Regions from separate parts of the Mus musculus genome. Here region 2 is linked to region 1. The links are chromatin loops, found by intact Hi-C in ENCODE. Cell type or tissue: left cerebral cortex. All regions are shown on one strand. Each heading gives the region's core, and the rest is flanking DNA. Links, peaks and the distances in the headings are about the cores only. Region 1 holds the start of Cdc20 (cell division cycle 20). Region 2 holds the start of Tmem125 (transmembrane protein 125).

Region 1 (2,877 bases), core at 1-2,500:
CATCCCAGAGCTGCAGAGGAATGACCACAGGGTCACAGATGTAAGGTGGGCAAGCTCCCCCCTGAGCCCAGTGACCACAGAGCCACAATACAGGCAACCAGGCTCACCTGGACCTCAGCATTGCTGGTGCCTACAGCTAGGTAGTTGCCCTCCTTGATCCAGGCCACCGAGGATATGTAGTCTCCAGGCTGCTCCATTTGCAACAACTGCAGGATGTCACCAGAACCAGCGTTCCATAAGTACACACTGTTGTCCAGTGCCACAGCCAATACATTTCCAGAGCTCCAATCTACAAGATTCAGGTCTGCCAGGGGAAGGAAGAAAACATGAGGTCCTTTGTTGGACTGGTCCATTCCTAGGCCATCTTTCTCCATCCGCAAAGACAACAGTGCACTCACAGTAGTCATTCCGGATTTCGGGGGCATCAAGGATCCTGTCTGGCAGAGAAGGGATGTATCTGCAAGTCTTCCTGCTGGAGCCAGGCGTGGCTTTCTGACTGTACAGTACTTTCAGTCTGTTCTGGTAGCCTGTGGCAAGAGAGTGGGTCTAGACTTGGAAACTGATACCCATCCACATGTGGAAAAGCAGCCACATGTCTCCCCTTAGGAAGGACTGACACCAGCCTCGATGATGTCACTCACTCCTTACCTTCTGGGGCATTCTGAGGTTTGCCGCTGAGCCTGAGGATCTTGGCTTCCTCCACATCAAAACCGTTCAGGTTGAGAGACCAGGCTTTCTGATGCTCCTGAAATACACGGCAAGTGAGGGGAGGAAGACCGGTATCAGCCAGGGGACAGACACCTCAAGTCTCATGACCCCTGTGGAATCATACCTTTTTGGTGGGCGTCCCCCTGTCTTCCGGCTGGTTTTCCTTGCTTAAGAGGAAGCTGGCCACCTCCATTTGAGAAGCACTGCGTTGGGGGATAAAGCGGTCACCTCCAGGTTTGCTAGGGGTGGTCTGAACCTTGGAACTAGATTTGCCTGGGGGCAGGGAGAGAGAAGTCAGACAGCCTGACGAGGCTCCCGGAGGGAGCATGAAGACGGACTCTCAGCGATTCCAGCTCCCTCCACCCACTCACCAGGAGTTCGGCCCGGGGTCCGCCCGGCGCTGTGTGATCTGTTGGCGGCCCGCATGGGCGAGGGGGCTGGGCCTGTGGCTTCCTTTGCTTTGCGCTGCCAGCGCGCAACCGGGGCATTGGGGATGGGTGCGTCCAGTTGAAGCAGTGAGTGCAAATCGCTCTCGAACACGAACTGCGCCATGGCACCGCTACCGGGGCGAAAGGCGACCAAGCGCGATCCTCGCCGGGCTCCTGGGCTCCGCCTGCCACAGCTCGCAGCAGCCCGGTCCCTCTCCGTACTCAGCTCTCCCGAACACAAACCCCCAGCTCCTCGCAGCGCGTCAGTGCGCCTGCCGAACGCGTTCTTTTCCAGACAAGCTAAGGACACGCCGGACTGTTGTTCTTAAACTCTCCGCTGCTAGCGTTCATTGGCTCCTTCAAAACCCAACTGTCTTAACCGTCGCCCTTGCCGATTGGTCGCTACACTGAAGAGGGCCGGGTCTTCCGGGAGCAAATCTCACGAGAGTGCGACGACCAAGCATTTGGAAGGAAATCCCGAACCCATCTCTGGGAGCCTTCGTCCCTGCCCGAATCGGAGCCCGAATCGGAACACGGGGGCGGGTCCCGCACAGTTAGTCCTCGGGATCCGCTCTCTGCCGGCCATCTCTCTGGGTTGGGCCCGGCAGTTAGAGCATCTGGGAATCTTTGAAAGGTCACATCGAAGCCTGTGGGTGGTACTTAGGTCACACGTTCACACATACACACATTCTCTCTCTCTCTCTCTCTCTCTCTCTCTCTCTCTCTCTCTCTCTCTCTCTCTCTCTCTCTCTCACACACACACACACACACAGAGAGAGAGAGAGAGAGAGAGAGAGAGAGAGAGAGAGAGAGAGAGAGAGAGAGAAACTCAACCTCAACCCGGAGGACCCAGTTGGTTAGAGACGGTGGGGAGGTGGCAGTCTGAATGGGGAGGGCGCCTGAAACCCTGCTAGGAAGGAAGTATGCGGACCAGTGTGGGGTTCTGCAAACACAAAGTGAGAGGAAGGGGTGTGTGTGTCAAAACAATGATCAGAATTCCAGCCTTTCGTCGTGAAGATTAGGTTAGGCTGTTCTTGGGGACATCACATCCTGTGGAGGACTCCCGTGGGACTTAGGATTCTTCAGAGACCTAGAGATCTCCTTACCCCCGTTGCACATAATCTGCCAGAGCGACACCCATTTTGTTTGTTTCAGACAAGGGTCTCACTATGCAGTCCGGGCTGGCCTGGAATTCACCTTGTAGAAAAAACTGCCCTGGATCTCAGAGATGCGGTGGAATTTAAGGCGTGTGCCACCACGCTGGGCCAAGAACCTGGTTATGCTGATAGAAAAACCAAGGTGCAATACAAGAAATTAGCCCAAGGTCATAAAAAGAGGTTGGTAAGAATCCAGGTCTGGGGCCTGGAGAGATGCCTCAGTTAGAACTTCTTGCTCTTCCACGGGAAGAAAATTTGGTTTTGTCAGGCAGCGCACAACTACCTCTAACTCCAGCTCCAGGGCATCGATGCCCTCTTATGGAACCAGCATACAGATGGCACACAAACACACCCCTCCTCCCCGATAAAAATAAATTATTTTAAAGCGGAAAGGAGGTTAGAAAGATGATGGCTTAGCTGTTATCGCTAGATGCTCTTCCAGATTACCTAGGGTTCAGTTCCCGGCGCCCAATATAGGTATTCAAGATCTATTACTGTAGTCCCAGGGGATCCAGTGCCTTCCCTGGCCTCTGCCAGCATCAGGTGTGCATGAGGTATACAGACATAGATGTAGGCAAAACACA
Region 2 (2,899 bases), core at 203-2,702, 110 kb after region 1:
CAACAGCGTCGGCGCCTCCGCCGCTGCGCAGCAAGGCCACGTGCTGGGCCTGGCGTATGCAGTTCATATCCTGCACGGCAGAGCTCATCAGCTGCTTCACCAGAACCAGCAGGGCCAGCAGACAGAGCACAGTGCCCACGGCTAGTCGCCATTCGCCGGATCGGCTGCTGGTGGAGGACAGCAGCGCCACACCACCGGCCCCACAGCCAGCCACAAGGATCACGGCCACGGAGAAACAGAGCAAGGAGCGACGGGGCTGCTGGGACCACCATAGCTCCACCTGCTCTGCCAGCACATCTGGGGGCAGCCCCCTGCCCACTGAGGCTTGCTGGGACATGGCTTGGTCAGGCAGGGTCAGGACAGAGGATCACTGTCAGGGTTCAGAGGGTGTTTGTCGTGACCCTGTGTCCCCATCACCTGGTTGCCAGCGAGAAGCCCAGTCTCCTCTTCTTAGTCCAGGCTATGGTTACCCTCACCTGCAGGACAGGATCACAAGTTATTTCCCACCCATCTGGCCCTATAGCCTCATCTGGGAGTCTCAGGGAAGGGCCCCAAGAATCTTCCCCGGGGTCCTCAGGACCTATTCCCAAGAGCTACAACCCTAGCACTGCACCTTGCCAAAGCACCTCCCCTGACCCCAACAGAGTTCCCTCCACCACAGAGCTCCCCTTCCCCTTCAGAGAATCCCCTTGCCCAGCTCCTGACCTCTCACACAGGCTGTCTCGGTGGCCTGTTCCATCCAGGCTGTCGGAGGAAGCTGGTGGTGCCACAGTGGATGACAGGACAAACTGTCAGAGATAATGCCTCATTCAGGATCAGACTCACATGGCCTCAGCTGTCACTGCTGGGTCCTGGGTGGGGGAAGCTATGGGAAAGGGAGGCTGGTGACTTAACCCTTCTGGAACCAGCAGGCTGAGCCTGACCCTTCTCTCATAGGGCTGTACCCTTCCTTCTCTGTGGGTCAGGATCTGACCCCTAACACCGTTCTTCCTCTAGTTCCACCCTATCTCCGTCAGGCAAAAGAAGACGCATGCTCCAAGTCTCTCCTTCCAGTGCTGGTCGTCTCTGATGCAACAGGGCCCAACCCAAATTCCTCATCTTACCCTGAACCTGTTCCTCCTGTGTTCCTTTCTCAAGATGCTGTTACCACCCACCCTCCCTCTCGGCCCACTCCGGGGGCTCCTCAGCGCCTTCTGCTTTTGCCAATCCATGGCCCCAGGGGCTGTCTCTTGCCTCTAAACATATCTCTATCCAGTCCTGTTCTCGGCGCTCATCCAGAACCTGCCTGCTCCCCACGGGTCCATCCCCTGCTAAACGGCTCCACGTGTTCTCTAAGGCAGCAAAAGGAGGACTCAGGATTTGAACCGCAGCCTAGTCCTTCCCATCGTGGGAATGTGGGGAGGGATCTAACAGTGTTACTCATTTAACCTGTTCCCTACAAGACAGGCGGCATGACTCACATCAGGTAAAAATAAAGCTAGCACTGCCGGCAAGGAACCCAACTTCCGGCAGCAGGAGAGACCGATCCTGTAGGTGTCAGCTGCGAGTCCAGGAGGGACGGGAGTGGGGCAGGGAAGCCCCAGCTCACCTCTTAGAGGCTTTTTCTGAAAAGTGAGGACAGAGAAGTTAATTCTGAGGAGTGGGAGAAGTCATCTAACATACTCCTTTTAGACTTCCCACGGGGCAAAGGAGCTCAAAACATACTTTTTTGAGCCAGAGAGACTCGGGGTGAATCAGAACCCACATGGACCACACTGCCGAGACCACGTTTTTACTCCAACGAGACAGAGTAGGGGACCGCTCTGCCCTTTGCAGAGAGGTTGCCTGGCACGCAAGGTGGGTGGGGTAAATGCCCACGCCCCAAGGGTGGTTGGGGGAGGGACCGTGGGCGGAGTCTGTCCCAGCATTCCTCAGGACTGTGGCTTGCTCATCTGAAGGTGCTGACACCGTCTATTGGGGAACGACCCCAGCGTGGGTGGAGGTTCCCGGTAGTAGAACCCGTGAAAAAGGTGGGGGTGGGGCGTATGGGGCACTCACGGGACGCCTGGCTGTGCTGAATCCGATTTGAGCAGGCAGGACCCAGCAGGTTGGGCGCTCTAGGTCTGTTTCCGGGGAGACGCTTCACCTGCCTAACCTGCACCCAGGTGAGCTGGAAGGAGGGGGGGATTAACAGGTGCTGTTTCCAGGGCAGGGCCTGAGCCAATTGGCTGACGTGGCCCTGCGACTTCAGTGGGGCTGAGACATTCCTGGGAAGGGAGGGGCTTCTGTCCGCTGCTGGTAGGTCTGAAACACAATATGCAGATTGGGTCAGCAGGAGGAAAGAATGCTGGCCCTCTGCCCCAGTCTGAGCCCTAGCCCACCCCACAACTCCAACTTAATTTTACCTTCAGCCCCTCCCCGAAGATCTACAGCCAGGCCTGCAATCTTTGCACCCTGAGAGGCTGAGGCAGGAGGAGAGCCAGTAGGAGGTTCCAACTGGCCTGAAACCTCCTCATTCCAGCTGATTCTGGACTTTAGTTCTGAATCCCACTGTATCCTCAGCCCCAGCGTCCAGCATCAGCGATACCCCAAACCTAGCTCCAGCTCTGTCTTAGGCTTTCCCCCAATAAGCCCTTTGTTTATTTTCCTTGAGGCCTCAAGTGAGTGGCAGGATTAGCCTGCCCCATGAGTGGGTAGAGGCCTTTCAGGTAGACAGCTGGAGCTGGACAGTTGGATAAGTTTCACAACTCTTGACAAGGCAAAAGAAGCCCTTGCCCTTCAGCTGGACTGTCCCCCACCTACCTCCGGCCTCTCTCTGGCCGAGTCTGGCCAACTTGAATCATTGAGCTGAAATGCCTTGGCTGATCTGGCTGATCCGACTGCACTCACGACCCGTGTTTCTTCCATATTCATTCGCAAC

The links. A loop is a pair of places that touch in the nucleus more often than their neighbours do. Peaks named below come from ENCODE experiments on the same cell type or tissue, not always from the same donor. Only the 100,000 strongest peaks of a DNase experiment are listed, where the experiment ranks them.
Region 2: it touches region 1 in a loop (2.4-fold over the local background); 2 of 42 quality-filtered maps call a loop at or near these places.

What each region holds. Positions count from the first base shown.
Region 1 is chr4:118,435,862-118,438,738 of GRCm38, forward strand. Cdc20 (cell division cycle 20) reads right to left here and starts at 1,482. Exons shown (of 10, transcript NM_023223.2): 1 at 1,080-1,482; 2 at 833-981; 3 at 649-745; 4 at 399-527; 5 at 108-304; 6 at 1-10. The coding sequence starts at 1,260. In left cerebral cortex, for the core only: a CTCF peak has its summit at 1,468; DNase peaks (open chromatin) are centred at 1,252 and 1,577; H3K4me3 peaks cover 1,440 bases.
Region 2 is chr4:118,541,896-118,544,794 of GRCm38, forward strand. It overlaps Tmem125 (transmembrane protein 125), which reads right to left and starts at 1,831. Exons shown (of 4, transcript NM_172383.3): 1 at 1,705-1,831; 2 at 1,461-1,604; 3 at 706-865; 4 at 1-476. The coding sequence starts at 337. In left cerebral cortex, for the core only: a CTCF peak has its summit at 1,515; DNase peaks (open chromatin) are centred at 847, 1,425 and 1,756; H3K4me3 peaks cover 1,818 bases; H3K27ac peaks cover 1,758 bases.